Regions from separate parts of the Homo sapiens genome. Here region 2 is linked to region 1. A link is an interaction called in ENCODE POLR2A ChIA-PET data of the cell type or tissue named here. Cell type or tissue: CD4-positive, alpha-beta T cell. All regions are shown on one strand. Links, peaks and the distances in the headings refer to the core of each region. The heading gives the core; the rest is flanking DNA.

Region 1 (10,556 bases), core at 2,943-7,942:
CACATCATTGAATGATCCCTTTATTCTCCCTGTTCCAATGTCTGCAATGCACAATCTCCAATTGAGCAAGCACAGGAGTCATCGTCTCAACTCCTGTCTTCTCACTGGGGGCTGACAAAAGGCAGGTATCCTCTCCGTAATAAGAGAAGGAATAACCAGTTTCCAGTCTTCTGGGGGCTGGGGAATAGCAGACAAAGACAGAAAATTAGCTCTCTTCTATACTCTGAGAGCATATGAACACCACATATATTTTGGGAGCCCTCCTTTTTTTTTCCCAAAGAAATAATGGAAAATTATGAAGCAGAATATTACTGCTGTAGTTCAGCTATGTTATGGGTTAAAGTAGTGCTGGGAACCCACTCACCATTTTAAGTATGCTCCAAATAATGACTTCCCATTAATTTTGAGAAGACAATCTGTCCTTAAGGTTAAGACTGTTTGGGCTTTTTTTGCGTCTCTTAATTAAAATAAAAAAATACATTTTCAAACAAAAGAGGTCCCTTTGTAAAATCTACTGTGTTATCAAAATGGCAATCACCATCATTAATGTTTCCCAACATTCGCCACTGGAGTCCTTTCCTGGGATCCAAACTGCTCATAACAGGAAACTCGACTAAATTACTGGGGCTGGCACCAAGCTATCCTATGAGGCAAAGACAAAGAATGCATATTTTCTTTCTGCAAGACAGTGCTCTTCCCCTATTCTGAAGGCTAGAATCAAAAAAAGGGAACTCTTGAAGCCATGTCTCTCAACTGGCATGAACAAGACTCAGCAGCTTCATCAGCACAAGGAAAAAGTGGCCAAGCAAAATCCCAAAGGCTCAGAGGACCTGACTGTGAAGCACCCTCAACTCTGACTGTTCTATGCAGAGAAGAGTAGCACATTTGCCAGGAGACCAAGGAGAGTTATAAAATCTATTACTTACCATTTTTATTGAAAAGAGTTGATATGCCTGGCACACAATGACCCCGAAGATGGTGCAGCTTGGATAGTGAATGTGCAAGTTAGCTATGCAGAGTGTACTTCCTTTTCTGAGCTGTGTGGTCTGTCCAGCTTTCACACATTGATATGTGAGGCTACATTTGCATGTTATCTCAACCCTCAGAGCATTTGTATAGCTGGCCAGGTTTATCTTGTTATTATTTTTCAATAATACAGGAACAGGTATAGATGTAGCTTTGAAGACTGAAAAATTGACACAAAATTTTTTAGAAGTACCTAGATATTAAATTTTGCTATACATTATTAATGTTTTATATAACTTCTATATTTTTGGATACATATGTGTGTGTGTGTGTGTGTGTGTCTCCATCTCTCTCTTATCTATGAAAGACTCACACCAAAATGTGAATAGCATTTGACTTGAGTGGATATATTATTATAAATAATTCTTTTTTTGTACTTTTTGGAGTTTTTCAAGTTTTCTATCTTGGGTATATAGCACTTGTGTAAAAACATAACTATAATCATTATTAAAAAGAGCAAAAGTATATGAAAATTTTAATAAGCAACTCCAATTATATTTAAATTCATATTACCAGTATTTAAATGAAGGAAACACTCATAAGCTTATCATAGAATGCCATTCATTTCCCTAAAAAAAAAGTACAGCTCAGTCTAGGTTCATGTATTAATTTTGGGGTAATATTTGTTAGCATCAGATGTTAAGGGCATAGTATTTGATCCCAAGTAGTCAGACTTTCCAATCATCCATGTACCTCTCTGAACACATTCTGATATACAGATTTGGCCCCTTTAATTGGAATATTTAGCCTTCTACTAAAGTAAGTTCAAGGGTAGAAGGTCATCTTTGTTTTCCATGGCAGAGGAAAGGCATGATTCCTTTTTTGGTGGTTGCAAATTTCCAGATCTTGTTGTAAGTATTACAGTGCTTATTTAGTGTAAGGTCACCAAATTTCTATACATGATGCTGACCAAACACTAATTAATCCTATATCCATACAAAATCCTTTTTCAAAAAAGATGTTACCTGTTATTTATTCCTTAAAATAAAAATGTTTTCAAAATTAAGACATAATTAGAAATTAATAGGACAGGCAAAAAGCCAGGGTAGGGGTTGAGTTCCAGAAGTAGAAACTGAGATTGTCCTGAAAACTTTACATATTATAAAGAGGGATGTGAGGCATGGTCAGAATCTGGTGGATGGTCAGGAATCTGAAATTGCACATTATCTTACACATAATACATGCTTAATGAATGAATAGAGGAGGAAGAGCAAAGCAAGAGCGAGGTATGGGACCCAGGCATACTTTTAAGTATAACACATTTTCCAGAATGCTTTGAAATGGAGACATTCTTTACTTTCACTAGAAAGCCTCTTATCTACTGTCTGTTAGAATAGAGATCATCAAAGTGCAGATACAGCTTAGGGTAAAGAGAATCACTCTAAAGCAGTGGTTCTCAACCTGGCTGCACATTAAAATCACCTGGGATGTTTTAAGTCTCAGCTCCCAGGCTTCACCCCAGGTTATTATATGAAAATCTGGGGTTGAAACTCAGGCATCAGTGTATTTCAAAGCTCACCATGTGATTCCAAGGTATGTGCATATTTGAGAGCCTTTGCCTTAAAAGAAGGAGCAGGTGACTCATACTAGCAAGATAGTGAACAGATCACCAGGCCAGCCTTGTGGGTAGAAATAATCGTGACACTCTGACACTGTTCTCTACTAAGTTAATCAACATGTTTACCCCATGTACTACATAAAAATTACTTAATCAGCCCGGGCGCGGTGGCTCATGCCTGTAATCCCTGCACTTTGGGAGGCCGAGGCAGGCGGATCATGGGGTCAGGAGATCGAAACCATCCTGGCTAACACGGTGAAATCCCGTCTCTACTAAAAAAAAAAAAATACAAAAAATTAGCTGGGCCTAGTGGCGGGCGCCTGTAGTCCCAGCTAGTCGGGAGGCTGAGGCAGGAGAATGGCATGAACCCGGGAGGCGGAGCTTGCAGTGAGCCGAGATTGCGCCACTGCACTCCAGTTTGGGGGACAGAACCAGACTCATCTCAAAAAAAAAAAAAAAAAAAAAAGAATTACTTAATCTTAGTCATGCTACAATTTCCTCTCTATACCAGTAAGTTGGACACAAATTACATGATAAACAGGAATCTAGCAATTATTCAGTTAACAGTGTAATTTATTGGGTAAGTCTCTGGTTAAGAGAACTTTGAATTTCAATTCATCCATCTAAATTCCATTTCAAGTTGTGCTTATTTCCAAATGCAGATTAAGGTAATTTTTAGTTGTTATTGAAATAAATTTAGTGGTCTTTCAAACACATATATTTAAGAAAAGTATTTTTGGCTAAGAAAAAAAAAGAAGTTCCCCACCCGGCCGGCTGCCCTGTCCAGGAGGGAGGTGGGGGGCGCCTCCGCCCGGCCAGCCACCCCGTCCGGGAGGTGGGGGGCGCTTCTGCCCGGCCGCCCCTTCTGGGAAGTGAGGAGCCCCTCTGCCCGGCCACCACCCCGTCTGGGAGGTGTACCCAACAGCTCATTGAGAACGGGCCATGATGACAATGGCGGTTTTGTGGAATAGAAAAGGGGAAAAGGTGGGGAAAAGATTGAGAAATCGGATGGTTGCTGTGTCTGTGTAGAAAGAAGTGGACATGGGAGACTTTTCATTTTGTTCTGTACTAAGAAAAATTCTTCTGCCTTGGAAAAAAAAAGAAAAGTTGAGTTGAAACTCCCAACTATAACTTGTAGTCCACAAGTATATTTTCATATTTAGTTTTTAAGGCATAATCATGTTATTTGAAAAATATATGTCAAACATCACATATGTGAGTATATCTCCTGTGAAGCCAGAGCTCAGTACATAAGTTCCTGAGCAGGAAGATGAAACAGGAAATGCAACAAAGATGACAGAGAGCATAGTGATACCATCTGAAAATGATAAACCTATGTTTTCGCAGTATGGGCACTGCAATTAGTCCTGCTAATAGAAGGGAGAAGTAGCTTACAGAATGCAAAATAAGTTATAATTCTTTAAATACTGGGGCATGCACTCTCTTTTCATACATTTTTATTTTAGAAAACAGTTTTTGTTCAGTCAATGGTGCAATGAATGAGTCTGCCCCTTCAGTACTCACTGAAGGTGGTGGCTAGGTGGAGACTGTGAGGTCTAGAAGAATGGGGTGGCTAGGGAAAACCAACTTCATTTTTTAAACTCATCTTGCAAGTAGATAAAGGAAAGAACACTAATAAAATTTGAGTAATATTAATGATCATTACTGAGAAGCATCGTCAGTGTTTTATCTATTATGCTTTTTTTTTTTCTTTTTGAGACAGAGTCTTGCTCTGTCCCCCAGGCTAGAGTACAGTGGCACGATCTCAGCTCACTGCAACCTCCGCCTCCCAGGTTCAAGCAATTCTCCTGCCTCAGCCTCCCAAGTAACTGAGATTACAGGCATGTGCCACCACACCTGGCTAATTTTTGTATTTTCAGTAGAGATGGGGTTTCACCATCTTGCCCAGGCTGGTCTTGAACTCCTTACCTTATGATCCACCCACCTTGGCCTCCCAAAGTGCTGGGATTACAGGTATTAGGTTTTAAAAGAAGCATGGTTAAAACTGTTAGCATAGAAGGTTAGAAATAGTTATAAACTCCGATACATTTTCTTTTTTATAACCCGAATGTCTAACATTTTATACAAGAAACAAGTAGCCATCTACTCTACGTGCCCAACATTAATGTGCCTGGCTAAGACCCCTGAGATAGAACAGAGGGATGTCGAATCTCACCTTTTCCAGGAAGGCTTCTCTGCTGCTAGCTCACTGATCTCCTGTTTTTTTCTGGAAGCCTGCAGGCCACACTACAAAATTAAGCTCTTTTAATATGTTTGCCCTTTATGGTTCTCTAATTGTATTGGGTGTATTAGGTTTGGCTCCTCAACTAGATTGGAAACTGCTCCAATGAGAATTAATTTTCATACTTCCTTTTCTCACTCTAAGGTCCTAGGTCAGCTTTTTTTAAAACACTTTTTCTTTTTTTTTTGCCTCGTGAGTTCCTCAGATGAAAGCAATGTTTGTTTTGTACACTGATTCTGCATCTACAACCTTCCTTGAAGCCCATCATTTATGGGAAGCTATAAGAGAACCTTTGGCTAAAATATCGCCAAATACTAAGAGATAGTCACTACAGAGCTGCTCTTTGATCATGAAATTAAAGGAAACTTACAAGCAGATTCATAAAAATTCAAGGAAATTCAGTCTCCCTGTTTGGCTAGATATGAAATAGCAAATGGGAAGTAGCAGGAAAAAGCAGAATAAGAACAGGCATGCTTAAGAAGGCTGTGCAGGAGGAAGTGGGGACTTCCTTGATTTGGGTTATTTCTCTTTCACTTTTTGTTTTAAAAACACAGTGAACTTTTTCACTCTTGTACTTTCTACTTTTAATGAAAGAGGGCCTTAACTCTTCAGAACATCAGTGTTCTGGAAGAAATAGCTTATTAATCAACTTACTTTTGATTAAAAAGAGAGTTTCCACCACATTTTAATGGAACGAGTAGATTGTATTGAAACTCAAGAAAAGAAGGGAGCATTTGTCTTTACAATTTAAACCCAATCCCAGGTGAATATTTACTACAGTAAAAACAATCTGCTAAAATAGGACAATGAAAAAATTAATCTAGACTTCACTTAAGGAGTTTTTATCAAACCAGTTAACCTGGAGAGCAAAGAGACAACAAAGCTTATAGAAGAATTCTAGGTTATATATTACCTTGCTTTGTTTTTTGTAATTTTGTCCATTATTTGTATCACACCCTCTCTTTGGGTCTTTGGGGATGCATGAACTCCATGGGTCTATTGGGTCCTGCTGTTTTCTTCTCGTGATTTCTCACATCATTTGTCCTTGCATTTGTTTCACAGAAGCAGAATTCTAAGTCATAATCCCTTTGCTTCAGTGAGTCTCCAAGACAAGATTTAACTGACACACACTCTCATGGGGTTGCTTATTGCTTTTGCCATTTGTTTAATGATAATTTGATCTTTAATGAATAAAATAAAGAAAAGGTCCCACATCAAAAGGGATCTATTTCTCATTTTTTCTCCTTCCTTCCTTCCTTCCTTTTTTCTTTCCTACTTTTTTTTAATTATACTTTAAATTTTACGGTATATGTGCACAATGTGCAGGTTTGTTACATATGTATACATGTGCCATGTTGGTGTGCTGCACCCAGTAACTCGTCATTTACATTAGGTATATCTCCTAATGCTATCCCTGCCCCCTACCCCCACCCCACGACATGCCCCGGTGTGTGATGTTACCCTTCCTGTGACCATGTGTTCTCATTGTTCAATTCCCACCTATGAGTGAGAACATGCGGTGTTTGCTTTTTTGTCCTTGTGATAGCTTGCTGAGAATGATGGTTTCCAGCTTCATTCGTGTCTCTACAAATGAAATGAACTCATCATTTTTTATGGCTGCATAGTATTCCATGGTATATATGTGCCACATTTTCTTAATCCAGTCTATCATTGATGGACATTTGGGTTGGTTCCAAGTCTTTGCTATTGTGAATAGTGCCACAATAAACATATGTGTGCATGTGTCTTTATAGCAGCATGATTTATAATCCTTTGGGTATATACCCAGTAATGGGATGGCTGGGTCAAATGGTATTTCTAGTTCTAGATCCCTGAGGAATCGCCACACTGTCTTCCAGAGTGGTTGAACTAGTTTACAGTCCCACCAACAGTGTAAAAGTGTTCCTATTTCTCCACATCCTCTCCAGCACCTGTTGTTTCCTGACTTTTTAATGATCACCATTTGAACTGGTGTGAGATGGTATCTCATTGTGGTTTTGATTTGCATTTCTCTGATGGCCAGTGATGATGAGCATTTTTTCATGTGTCTGTTGGCTGCATAAATGTCTTCTTTTGAGAAGTGTCTGTCCATATCCTTTGCCCACTTTTTGATGGGGTTGTTTTTTTCTTGTAAATTTGTTTGAGTTCTTTGTAGATTCTGGATATTAGCCCTTTGTCAGATGAGTAGATTGCAAAAATGTTCTCCCATTCTGTAGGTTGCCTGTTCACTCTGATGGCAGTTTCTTTTGCTGTGCAGAAGCTCTTTAGTTTAATTAGATCCCATTTGTCAATTCTGGCTTTTGTTACCATTGCTTTTGGTGTTTTAGACATGAAGTCCTTGCCCATGCCTATGTCCTGAATGGTATTGCCTAGGTTTTCTTCTAGGGCTTTTATGGTTTTAGGTCTAACACTTAAGTCTTTAATCCATCTTGAATTAATTTTTGTATAAGGTGTAAGGAAGGGATCCAGATTTAGCTTTGTACATATGGCTAGCCAGTTTTCCCAACACCATTTATTAAATAGGGAATCCTTTCACCATTTCTTGTTTTTGTCAGGTTTGTCAAAGATCAGATAGTTGTTTATATGTGGCATTATTTCTGAGGGCTTTGTTCTGTTCTATTGGTCTATATCTCTGTTTTGGTACCAGTACCATGCTGTTTTGGTGACTGTAGCCTTGTAGTATAGTTTGAAGTCAGGTAGCGTGATGCCTCCAGCTTTGTTCTTTTGGTTTAGGATTGACTTGGCAATGCGGGCTCTTTTTTGGTTCCATATGAACTTTAAAGTAGTTTTTTCCAGTTCTGTGAAGAAAGTCATTGGTAGCTGGATGGGGATGGCATTGAATATAAATTACCTTGGGCAGTATGGCCATTTTCACGATACTGATGCTTCCTACCCATGAGCATGGAATGTTCTTCCATTTGTTTGTGTCCTCTTTTATTTCATTGAGCAGTGGTTTGCAGTTCTCCTTGAAGAGGTCCTTCATATCCTTGTAAGTTGGATTCCTAGGTATTTTATTCTCTTTGAAGCAATTGTGAATGGGAGTTCACTCATGATTTGGCTCTCTGTTTGTCTGTTATTGGTGTATAAGAATGCTTGTGATTTTTGCACGTTGATTTTGTATCCTGAGATTTTGCTGAAGTTGCTTATCAGCTTAAGGAGATTTTGGGTTAAGATGATGGGGTTTTCTAGATATACAATCATGTCGTCTGCAAACAGGGACAATTTGACTTCCTCTTTTCCTAATTGAATACCCTTTATTTCTTTCTCCTGCCTGATTGCTCTGGCCAGAACTTCCAACACTATGTTGAATAGGAATGGTGAGAGAGGGCATCCCTGTCTTGTGCCAGTTTTCAAAGGGAATGCTTCCAGTTTTTGCCCATTCAGTATGATATTGACTGTGGGTTTGTCATAGATAGCTCTTATTATTTTTAGATACATCCCATCAATACCTAATTTATTGAGAGTTTTTTAGCATGAAGGGCTGTTGAATTTTGTCAAAGGCCTTCTCTGCATCTACTGAGATAATCATGTGGTTTTTGCCATTGATTCTGTTTATATGCTGGATTACGTTTATTGATTTGCATATCTTGAACCAGCCTTGCATCCCAGGGATGAAGCCCACTTGATCATGGTGGATAAGCTTTTTGATATGTTGCTGGATTCGGTTTGCCAGTATTTTATTGAGGATTTTTGCATCGATGTTCATCAGGGATATTGGTCTAAAATTCTCTTTTTTTTGTTGTGTCTCTGCCAGGCTTTGGTATCAGGATGATGTTGGTCTCATAAAATGATTTAGGGAGGATTCCCTCTCTTTCTATTGATTGGAATAGTTTCAGAAGGAATGGTACCAGTTCCTCCTTGTACCTCTGGTAGAATTTGGCTGTGAGTCCTTCTGGTCCTGGACTTTTTTTGGTTGGTAGGCTATTAATTACTGCCTCAATTTCGGAGCCTGTTATTGGTCTATTCAGGGATTCAACTTCTTCCTGGTTTAGTCTTGGGAGAGTGTATGTGTCCAAGAATTTACCCATTTCTTCTAGATTTTCTAGTTTATTTGCATAGAGGTGTTTATAGTATTCTCTGATGGTAGTTTGTATTTCTGTGGAATTGGTGGTGATATCCCCTTTGTCATTTTTTATTGCGTCTATTTGATTCTTCTCTCTTTTCTTCTTTATTAGTCTTGCTAGTGGTCTATCAATTTTGTTGATCTTTTCAAAAAACCAGCTCCTGGATTCATTGATTTTTTGAAGGGTTTTTTGTGTCGCTATTTCCTGCAGTTCTGCTCTGATCTTAGTTATTTCATGCCTTCTGCTAGCTTTTGAATGTGTTTGCTCTTGCTTCTCTAGTTCTTTTAATTGTGATGTTAGGGTGTCAATTTTAGATCTTTCCTGCATTCTCTTGTGGGCATTTAGTGCTGTAAATTTCCTTCTACACGCTGCTTTGAATGTGTCCCAGAGCTTCTTGTGTGTTGTGTATTTGTTCTCGTTGGTTTCAAAGAACATCTTTATTTCTGCCTTCATTTCATTATTTACCCAGTAGTCATTCAGGAGCAGGTTGTTCAGTTTCTATGCAGTTGAGCAGTTTTGAGTAAGTTTCTTAATCCTGAGTTCTAGATTGATTGCACTATGGTCTGAGAGACAGTTTGTTATAATTTCCGTTCTTTTACATTTGCTGAGGAGTGCTTTACTTCCAACTATGTGGTCAATTTTGGAATAGGTGTGGTGTGGTGCTGAAAAGAATGTATATTCTGTTGATTTGGGGTGGAGAGTCTGTAGATGTCTATTAGGACTGCTTGGTGCAGAGCTGAGTTCAATTCCTGGATATCCTTGTTAACTTTCTGTCTTGTTGATCTCTCTAATGTTGACAGTGGGGTATTAAAGTCTCCCATTATTATTGTGTGGGAGTCTAAGTCTCCTTGTAGGTCTCTAAGGACTTGCTTTATGAATCTGGGTGCTCCTGTATTGGGTGCATATATATTTAGGATAGTTAGCTCCTCTTGTTGAATTGATCCCTTTACCATTATGTAATTACCTTCTTTGTCTCTTTTGATCTTTGTTGGTTTAAAGTCTGTTTTATCAGAGACTAGGATTGCAACCCCTGCCTTTTTTTGTTTTCCATTTTCTTGGTAGATCTTCCTCCATCCCTTTACTTTGAGCCTATGTGTGTCTCTGCACATGAGATGGGTCTCCTGAATACAGCACACTGATGGGTCTTGACTCTTTATCCAATTTGCCAGTCTGTGTCTTTTAATTGGAGCATTTAGCCCATTGACATTTAAGGTTAGTATTGTTATGTATGAATTTGTTCCTGTCATTATGATGTTAGCTGGTTATTTTGCTCGTTAGTTGATGCAGTTTCTTCCTAGCCTTGATGGTCTTTACAATTTGGCATGTTTTTGCAGTGGCTGGTACCGGTTGTTCCTTTCCATGTTTGGTGCTTCCTTCAGGAGCTCTTTTAGGGCAGTCCTGGTAGTGACATAATCTCTCAGCATTTGCTTGTCTGTAAAGTATTTTATGTCTCCTTCACTTATGAAGCTTAGTTTAGCTGGATATGAAATTCTGCATTGAAAATTCTTTTCTTTAAGAATGTTGAATATTGGCCCCCACTCTCTTCTGGCTTGTAGAGTTTCTGCTGAGAGATCAGCTGTTAGTCTGATGGGCTTCCCTTTGTGGGTAACCAGACCTTTCTCTCTGGCTGCCCTTAACATTTTTTCCTTCATTTCAACTTTGGTGA
Region 2 (10,556 bases), core at 2,924-7,923, 84 kb before region 1:
CCCACCCCTCTCTTCCCTCAAGCGGGCTGCACAAACAGAAACGGTGGACAATTGAATTCAAGCTCCACTAAAACATGAACACAAAATCAAGAATTTTCAAACATTGAAAAGGCAACACACACACTTTGGGAGGCGAAGGCGGGAGGATCACCAGGTCAAGAGATCGAGACCATCTTGGCCAACATGGTGAAACCCCGTCTCTACTAAAAATACAAAAATTAGCTGGGCGTGGTGGCACATGCCTGTAATCCCAGCTACTCAGGAGGCTGAGGCAGGAGAATCACTTGAACCTGGGAAGCAGAGGTTGCAGTGAGCCAATATAGTGCCGCTGCACTCCAGCCTGGCGACAGAGTGAGACTCCATCTCAAAAACAAAACAAAACAAAAAAGGCAACACTGAGAGAACAGCACTCTGAAGTCAACAAAGAGTAGAACTTATACCTAAGGAAACAGAGTAATACAGCAAGAGAGGCACAGGAAGAGACTGCATCTACAAGAGGATCAAGTTGATGTGATAATGAAAATCTTTATGTTATGTTTAAGCAAAACAAAATGTGATTTAACACCTGCAACAATTGGATGCTTTTTTTTTTTTTTTTTTTTTTTTTTACTATTATTGATCCCTGAGGCAGCAGCTGATAGCTATCATCTATTATTCATCTATTTCCATTGGGTCTTTATTTGAGTTTTTTCTCCTTTTATCCTTTAAAAATATTAATTAAATTGCTGCCAATTATTGTCTTTCTTTATGATGTACTAGGAACTGTGCTACGTGTTTTTACTACATTTCCTTTTAATCCTAACAATAATTCTATGACATAGTAGACTTATTATCCCCATTAGCAGATGAGAAAACTGAGGCTAAAAGAGGCCGAGAACCCTCCTTGGGGTCCTACAGTAATTGGTACAGCTGGTACTGGAACCCAAGTCTTTCTAATAACAAAGCAACTGCTCTTAACTCATGATAAAAAAAATGATTGTGAAAACTCCTACATTCTTCAAAACAAAAAAGTGGTCCTGTCTTCATAATACACCTCACTTCTCACAGATCGTTAAGTGCTCATTGCGCTTTTTGCAGGTTCTCCTATCAACTTCAAAGCAAGCTTAAAAAAAGCTTTCAGCTTACAAAAATACTGTGACACGCTTGAAAAAAATGTTTTTATCAGTGCCACATTCATCCTCTTCTTTTATCATTAGGCTCACAAACACAGGAGTCTGTCTACAGCATGAAAACTTGAGAGTGTTTTTCTTCAACTTGCTTATCTTTGAAGATCCAACGATAAAGCATTATAAAAGAAAGGCACCTTGATTTTAGGACAACTGCCTAGCTTGCTTTTGCATTGGTCTAATTTCTTGTAAGTACCGTATAAGCCTATTTTGAAGACTAGGTACTTAACATACTAAAACATCACTGAAGAACAAGATGAACATTGTTACTAAATGATGAGACATCTAGATAGTGGGGTAACTAGGCCAGTACAGTTGCACTTGGGCAATAATCAGTTTGGGAGCATAAAAAGATGCAGTGTTTTTAGCTCCTCTCATCTCTGAGACTTCCTGGTCAGTTTGGGCAGGTGGGAAGGGGTATCACCAAGCATGGAGAGCTCCTAAAGGAACAAGTGTGGTCATCTTGGGCAGGACTGTGGGCTCCATCGCCATTATGGCCTTTATCAACATAGAGGCAGCTCTTAGACTGACACCCAGTTATTCAGATTTTCAAAGTCTATTTGTTGTAGTGCTTCCATTTTTTTTCTTTGCCTTGCATACCACCAGTAGTGCTAAGTTTTTTTTTTTATATTTAATGAATAGTAATTATATGTGCCACCTGAAAGCACTGTGTGGAACAAACCTCAAGCCAATGCAGGGCAGAAGGGGGAACAAAGACATGAAAATGAAAGGGAATAGAAAACAGGAAAAAGAAAGAAAGGAAAGAGGGAGAGGGTGGCAAGAGTCGTTGATTACAGGTGTTCTGTGGGTAGAACACGTCACCACTCTTCCAGGCTGACGGTCAGTTGGTGTGCACTATCTACCAATTATTGAAGTAGTGAAGTTGCTGCAGCCCTCCAAAGGCCCCGATATCCCTCAGGAACCCTTGGACCTCTTTGTGATCCAGTAACTAAAGGGTTATTATCTGCCATAGCAAAGAACTTGTTCAGCTACTCCAAGTGGTCAGAGCTATGCCATGGAATATGTTAGATATTTGAGTAACACCTTTGCTCTTTCCCTCACTAAGCAAATTTTCAAGAACAACCACAGACCTACTTGTTTGCTTAAATGGATTATTCATTCATTTGCATGTTTTGATGTAATCACTAACTGCTAGTATCTTGGTTCAGTGTTACAGTATTTCTTTTAAGAAAAATATCTATGGCTTAGAAACCCTTCATCTCCCCACCAACCCTTGCACACCTAACCCCAACGTACCACCCCACAGCCCCCGTAGCCCCACTGCCCCCACTCTAATCCTTCTCATCAACTACAGCACTTTTTTTTTTTTTTTTTTTTTGAGACAGAGTTTCGCTCTTGTTGCCTAGGCTGGAGTGCAATTGTGCGATCTTGGCTCACTGCAACCTCCGCCTCCGGGGTTCAAGTGACTTTCCCAAGTAGCTGGGGTTACAGGCGCCTGCCACCACGCCCGGCTAATTTTTTGTACTTTTAGTATAGATGGGGTTTCACCATGTTGGCCAGGCTGGTCTCGAACTCCTGACCTCAGGTAATCCGCCCGTCTCAGCCTCCCAAAGTGTTGGGACTACTAGCGTGAGCCACTGCGCCCGTCTGACTACAGTACTTTTTAATGTGATCCAGGAACACCTTGCATTAGAATCATCTGGTGAAACTTGATAGCTATTCCAATTCCTGAGTTCCATCCCAGACCTCTTGAACTAAAAACTTTGGGGACATTCTTATGCAACTAGAAGTTTAAGAACCTTTGAAAGATGAAGGCACAATTTTGGTGTTTTTTCTTTTGCTTCTTCTGAATATATGACACATTCACTGTTAGAACCACTATCTGTCCTGGTCATCTTTCTCCTCAGAGATCCATTTAGAGCTCACAATGATCAGGAAGACAAGTAAGAGATGCTGGTTGTCTGGGGTATCCTTGTAATATTTTAACTCAGGAAAGAACCTGAAAGCTTTCAAATCCTAGGTCTGGCAGAAGAACGCCTTTTATGGAATTCCTTTTTTTTTTTTTTTTTAGGATCTCTGTTTATTAGGCATTGAAAATAAACAAAAAAGATGAAACAGCCTGACTGTCACATCAATTTGGGACAACTCAGTTTCCGTACTTGCATTGGAATTGACCAAATTGTCCTGAATATATTCTATTCATCAACAGTTCATTTCTAGTAATACAATGACTATCAATAGCAACAGAAAATAAACCCACTTCCTCCCCTGGCCATCTCTTCCCACTGACTTCTTCTGGGAGGAGGCCTTTGAATAAGAAACTTCTGCTAATATTCAGAGGAAGACCACAGCTGTGTTGAAGGGTTCAGCTTGGAGATAGCTGAACTATTCTGAGTAATAAAATGGAAAGAGTGGTTCTGGCTTTTATTTTTTTGCCTTTGGGAAGGATGGGTCAAAGAAATGAGGAAAAGAAAAAAGGGTGAGCTACAGGGAGAAGGCAGGAGCCTGAGTTACAAAATACCTGCTGTTTTTGAAGGACGGAGACTGCCAATATTTTACTTTTCCAGCTCAAGGTGCAATGTAAACCCCTCTGGCTCCTCAAACCTTCGGTGAAGCCTGTCCTGCACACACATGCCTTTGATAAGTGGTCTGCAGTGAAAACTAAGGGAAACTGCTGAGTCCTTGTTTAGGTTATTGCAGTATAGCACAGGGTCAGGGGGGCAATCCCCAAACCCATCCAAGTTAGAAGAAGCAGGAGCCGGAAGCTAGAAGTGACCTTGAGAAATTGAGCCAGTTGCTCCTTCATAGATCTGCAGAGAGCATCAGATTTTTTGAATAACACACAGGATGATGTTTGGAACTAACTTTGTCCTGATTTTAAGGAGCACGGTAACATAGCTTTTATATTTCCTACATTGGCTTTTCTACTTTAAAATAATGTTGATGCTTGTAATTCTCTGTGCTTTCTCAGTAGTTCAGAATTCAGCAATCTCTTCAAATGGATTGCTCCATAAAGCCCAGTATTTTCTGTGGGTTTCACTGACCGAAAAGAAGGGAGATTTGCAATGATGGTTGAAGGAATAAAAAAGAATTAAGATTTTTGAGAAAGAACACAGTTTAGAAGATGAGAAAGAAGAAGAAAGTGGGAAAATGGGAGGGAGAAAGTTGGTTGGGGGCAGGTGATGGAATGTTCCTTGCTAGGTTTTGTAGCACAGGCTGCTCCACCCAATCCTGAGGAGCTATGGACAATCTTAGGGTTAGTGGGGAGAGCAGGGCCCCCAGCTGGTAGGTACAGACCTAGTGGGAGAACTGGACACTGTACCTGGTTGCATGCCACTCAGCCCGAGAACAACTAATTTCTCCCCATGAGGACTAAGAACTCCCAGATTCAGAGAAATCAAAGGCAGCCCCTTGCTACAAAGAAATGAAACTTGCTGCTTGTTAAATGGCTTGTATCAGGTCTAGAAAATTCTCTTTAACTCAAAGAAACAGCGATTACTGAAATGCATTCTAAAGGCTTGCCTTATTCTCCTTCCACATAAAACTGCTTTTTGAAAAATGACTGAGGAGCAAACCATGCTTATTTGTGTGTGTGTGTGTGTGTGTGTGAGAGAGAGATGTTGGCTTTGTTACACACATACATCTCACATCTGGTTTCTAGATGAACCAGAAGTGAGAGGCTGGAGAGGTGGGAGAAACAGAAGTCCTGGAGAAGCTGCAATCTAGATCCTCAATGACTGAGAGCACATGAGGCAACCTCAACTTTTTAAAGGTGACAATTTCGAAGAGAAATAGGAAGTACTGCAGGATTGTAAAACAAACACTAAGGGAGATTCTTTTTCCACAAATACAGGTTTCTTTCTCCTCCCAATAATTGTCGATTACCTTCTATTCCAGAATAAGAAAAACAAATACTCAAACATGGTATGGATGTCTGTCTGAGAGATTTATCTGCTTTGCCATTTTTTGGGGACAGATTTTTAATTGCCTGGTTGTAACTAATCATATCGCCACACAGGTTGCTTTTGAAAACCAGGGGAGCTGTTTTATTCTTCTGATAATTATAAGAAAAACAAGAAAAGAGAAGAGAAGCGTGTCCCTCTTTACCTCCATAGACCTACTGCCACCCCTGGAAACACACAGGCTCTGTTGCCAGGACCAAGGCTGAAAAAGCCGTTGTGGTGTGCAGTCGTGCAGCTGCAGAGAGATGTGGACTGTTATAATAAATACAAACAGCTGATTCTACAATGCAGGTTCTTACTTTGGGGAGAAGGAAACCTCGTATGGTTTTTGGTTTCGATTTTTTTCTATAACCAGATGTCTCATCTTCGGTTACTTTTTCCTGATAATATCTATTGCTATTGAGTGTTCTAGATGTTTTTTTCTACCTTTGATATGCCAGACAGAATGAAGTATAATCTTTCTCCCTTGGTGGCAATTTAAACAAAGAGACATATTTCTTATCTATTTACTAGTGGTTAATATAGCAGTTAAATGTCTCCAACTTTTTAACTCTTTTTCTGTCCCTTATTCCTCAGATGCTGGAAAAACAAATAATCTATTGTTCTAGATGATTCCCTGGACTTTAAAGCCACGCCATAAATATCATTATTGTGCCTTGTCTGAAAGGACAGAAAATTTCCAGTATTTTTGTAAAAATAGATAGATGGATTTTTGCTCATGAGGCATAATTTTGTTCTTCCAATAGCTGGAATTACTCTTTTGTTAAAGAAGTCAATTTCATTTTGTTTTCAAAACAAAAAGCATGCACAAAGACATTCTTCTGGCATAGAAATCCATCATATCAGAAATAGTTTTAATCAAGGCAAAGAAGAAGCCTTTAATGGCAAAAGCGTATTTATCATCTAATCATTTATAAAAGGGTTTTATTTGACTTGGCTTGGAAATTGTTTTAGCAGATTGTATGAAACAAGGCACCTCCTGCAGACTGAATCATAACACATACATTTGTCCAATATTCTTAGCTAGTTTTAAACATTTGATGTGTGTATGCACAATCGAAAGGAAGTCAGAAAGAGCCTTTATTTTTAATTATTATACTCATATGTATTTGTATTTCATTAAAATTTCTTTTCGCTCTCCTTTTTTGAAGTAAATTATAATTTCATTTTAATGCTTTTAATATTTTAGAGGTTATATAATTTTGATCAAATTAGGTAAATCATCTCACAATGCATCTCATACTTTATTTGAGGGTAATGTATTTCAAATTTTATTTATTTCAGCAACTGTAAAAACATTTATTTATATTACAAGTGGTCATATCTTCTTGTAGGCTACTAAAGTTGATACAATGCCAGTTGAATGGGCAATATTTTCTTATTTTTTGAGATGCTTAAACATATATCAGTTTTATCCTCTTGATTGCAGGAAGAGTTCTTATAACAAGGGCAAATCATGGCATATTGCCCTAAGCTATGCTATTTGGAAACTTCCTTTCACATAACTAAGAAAAGCGACAGTTCCTCTTAAAGCAGGGTGAGGATAACTATATTAAGGGAACTCTTCCCTGTAAACTAAATGATAAGTATGGACTATTGTTGAGCTAAAGTTAATATTAAAAGAATAGCTGGTGCCTGAGCAGAAAGAATCTTGAAGGTCAAATTGAGTGTGCAGCAGGGAACCAGGACCCTAAATGTGCCAAGGGAACTTTTCAATGGCAAAGTCTCTGAAGTTGAGGAATCTACCTTTCTCATAGGCCAGCTCCAGGGGCCTTCCCCTTGTCGTGGCTCACTCTCCCATCCAGTGTTCTGTTCACCTCCTCCTCTAAGTGGATTGGCTGATTAAAGGCTTACACAATGATGGCCCTCAAGGCATTTGCAGGTTAGGAGAGGGCAGACTCTATCACAGTCCAGGCATCCAGACCTGGAACTTCCCCATACCCCACTGGGATCATGTCCACAAGACTCCTCAGAGTAGGAGACTTGGGGAGGGGTTAGAGGACACCTGAGTGTCCTTGACCAGTGAGCATGGTCCAGAGAGCATGGAACAAGGCTTGGGGTGGGCACTCAATGCATGTTATTAATAGTTCTGCCATCTTGCTGTCTGCCTTGTGAGGGAGCAAATCGATGATCTTTTTGGAAATGTTGATCCTTAGACTATAATTTAAGTATTTAGTTGGTATTTAAAAATGAGGATGGGAAATTTCAGAGTGTCCCTCCTCCAATTCCCAAGTTAAAAATACTAAAAAAGAAAATAAGTCAAGGCAAACATTATCTAAAACTCACTAGCGGTCACCTCACAAGAAAGGGAAGATAACATCATGCATAAACTTCAAAAAGTCATGGCTAAGGGAAGAAATAGAAGGTTCTGGTGCCACCGGAGGAGAGCTAACCTTCCCACCTGTTCTCTACATCCAGAAGCAATACTGGGGGAAGACAGTGGTTCTAGACAAGCCTGTGAATTCTCTCTAATACACTCCAGGTTGGAGAAGCAAACTGTAAGGTGAGTGAGCAGCCTGGGAAGGTCAAGGAAAATCCTTCAGCATAAAAGTCCTAAATACCACAACAGGATCACACGAGAGGCAGAAGGGGGATGAGCTGCCAGGGCTGGCCCTGCCCTGGTACAGGGCACTGAATGAGATCTCAGAAAATGGAACGGAATCTGGGTCCCCAGTAAGGACTACCCTGGAGACGAGCACAGCTAACATTTATGCCACAGAAGAGTGGATTCAAAGTCACACTCAGAACTCAAATCGCAATTCTGAGGGGAAGGCAAATTTATCACACTGGATTAGAACTTGCAGATGCACTTGTCATCCATCAGCCAGATCAAAAGAACTAGTGTGACCCCTATTCATATAGCACAGTAAATTCCTGAGAGCCTGAGAGAATACTGATAAAATGATTGACACAGACATATCCTGGCTAAGATTCTTGACCTTAAGGACAAAGATTTCTTTGGAAATCCAGGCAGAAAAGCAAATCATTTTCAAAGAGGGAAATTTAGGTTGTCTGCATACTTCTCCACAGTAAATTTAAATGCCAGAATCTTGAAATAAAGACCATGTAGACTGCTTATAAAAATGAAACATTAGCTGGGTGCAGTGGCTCATGTCTGTAATCTCAGCACTTTGGGAAGCTGAGGCAGGAGGATTGTTTGAGGCCAGGAGTTTTAGACCATCTTGGACAACAAAGCAAGACTCTGTCTCTACAAAAAATTTAAAAAATACTAAAGCTGGACGTGGTAATATGTGCCTGTAGTCCCAGCTATTCGGGAGGCTGAAGTGGAGGGATTTGTGCCCAGGAGTTCAAGGCTGCAGTGAGCTGTGATTGTGCCACTGCAGTCCAGCCTGAGTGACAAAGCAAGACCCTGTCTCAAAAAATAAAAAAGAAAGACAGAAAAAGGAAGGAAGGAAGGAAAGAAGGAAGGAAGGAAGGGAGGATATCTTGCATTAAAAAAGACCAACGGATGCTGCTGGGATAGGAAACAAGAGGGAACAGTTTGTTTGCTGGCTTATCTTAGAAGAGCAGAAGAAAGAAGTTTCAAAGAGGGAAGATTAATAGGGGTAGTTCGTAAAATTTGACCAGGGACAGTGTGGTTAAGGGAAGAGAGTCTTTCTGAGGCATTTCGATTATGGGGTTAAACCCAGGTAAGCTGCCTGATTAATAGTAAGTGTGTTCCTCAGACACGTCAACATGCACCAGAAGGAAGAAGCCCTGGAGGTCTTCTGGACAACTGCTTTTTCAGGGATTAAGGAGGGTGGGTGGAATAAATTGGGCTCGGGCTGGAGTAAAAAGAAGAGTGACACCAGCCACAAAGTGTGCACCAGGTCCTGGGAGAACGAGCGTGCAGGGTGTGCTGAGGGCCTGGCTGTTACCCGAAGCTGAACCACGCCGTTGAGCAACTCCAAATTCCAGTCTGTGTATGAGAGAGCTTTGCCTCCAGTGATTCAGTGTCCTGTAATAGTCCAGTCTGTGAGCCGTTTCAGTCAAAGCATCCCGGGATCTCTTCTTTTTGTATCATGTTCTTACGTTCCCAGTGCACAGTGACATATTAATACTTGGAGAAATCTTGCTTTAAAGAATAGCACTTACCGCTACGTTTCTAAAATGTGAACATAGAATCCTTTTTCCCTGTGGTGGCTAGGAGCAACAATTTGGAAAATACTGCCACATGCTGATATAAAACAGTTTTCAATATGTAAATATCTAATAAGGTCATGTTAAGAGAGTACACATAAAAGGAGAATGGGGGGAAAAAGAAAGGTGATAGCTTTGGGGCCTGTGAAGGAAAATCTTACCCACTCCTGGAAACAAGTTACTTGCTGGTGAAAATAGCCCAGGCACCTTTTGGTTTCAAGTTGTTGTAGGCTGGATTAGTTAAATGATACATACACAGATGAGGAGGGGGCCATCAGTCTTTTGTTAATGCCCTCTGGGGCCCTCGCCTTACACCTGTTGCTGTCAAGGTGCTTAACTGATCATTCCTATAGCTAACATATGGAAAAAATCAGTCTTGGTCTCTCAGCAGTATTAAGAACAAGACTAGAAAAAAGGGTCAAACTGAATATTTCCCAGCAGGTTTTTACTAAATCATACATGCAAACCAATAGTCAGGCCAGGGATTCTTATGAACCCAAACTTTGGTGAGGCATTGTGTTGACACATGGGAAGAAGCCCTTTCAGAACTGGCTCAGGACCCAAAAGGAAGCAAAGGAAAGGTTAGTTCAGAGAATATTTTGATATTTTGGGTTTTTTTAAAAAAAACGTTTAGTCTTTTGTAACCTTAAATTGTTCTTAGGAAAAAAAAATTTAGCTTCATGATCAGAAAGCAACATGTTAGAGTCAAGCTTACAGTTTACAAGGAAGGGAGCTCAATAGATCTGCAAGATAGACCCTCTCTTATAACATTTATTTTGTGTCCAAGCTCCATTCAGTTGAGTACAAGTCTACTGGCAGGGGTTATCTATTGTGTTAAAACAATTGCTAAGCTATAGAGTATTAAAATCTAATACTGAACAAAATCTGGGAGTAAATAAATTCTAGTTAAATATAATTCTTTCTTTTTTTTTTTTTTTTTTTGAGATAGGGTTCGCTTTGTCACCCAGGCTGGAGTGCAGTGGTGCAATCTCGGCTCACTGCAACCTCCACCTCCTGGGTTCAAATGATTCTCCTGCCCCAGCCTCCTGAGTAGCTGGGAGGTGCGCACCACTATGCCTGGCTAATTTTTGTATTTTTGGGGTTTCGCCATGTTGGCCAGGCTGGTCTTGAACTCCTGATCTCAGGTGTTCAGCCCGCCTCGGCCTCCCAAAGTGCTGGGATTACAGGCATGAGCCACCGCACCCGGTCTGGTTAAATAGAATTCTGTGAAAGAATAAACTTGAGAAGCTAACAAAAATTTATATTACTTTTGTACTCCAAATGAGAGAATGGCAAGCAGACTGGCTTCTGTCTTCATGGAGCTTAT

What was found. Peaks named below come from ENCODE experiments on the same cell type or tissue, not always from the same donor. Only the 100,000 strongest peaks of a DNase experiment are listed, where the experiment ranks them.
Region 2: POLR2A ChIA-PET joins it to region 1 with 7 read pairs; 8 of 35 experiments call an interaction of 5 or more read pairs at or near these places.

What each region holds. Positions count from the first base shown.
Region 1 is chr5:39,269,643-39,280,198 of GRCh38, forward strand. It overlaps a transcript of FYB1 not described here. Among named protein-coding and RNA genes, the nearest start is that of FYB1, 55 kb to the left of the region's middle. In CD4-positive, alpha-beta T cell, for the core only: no CTCF peak of the experiment used is centred there; DNase peaks (open chromatin) are centred at 3,869 and 5,329; H3K4me3 peaks cover 1,233 bases; H3K27ac peaks cover 2,636 bases.
Region 2 is chr5:39,186,057-39,196,612 of GRCh38, forward strand. All of the region lies in intron 2 of FYB1 (FYN binding protein 1), which reads right to left. Among named protein-coding and RNA genes, the nearest start is that of FYB1, 28 kb to the right of the region's middle. RefSeq lists an enhancer at 8,491-8,785. In CD4-positive, alpha-beta T cell, for the core only: no CTCF peak of the experiment used is centred there; a DNase peak (open chromatin) is centred at 5,375; H3K4me3 peaks cover 4,726 bases; H3K27ac peaks cover 4,796 bases.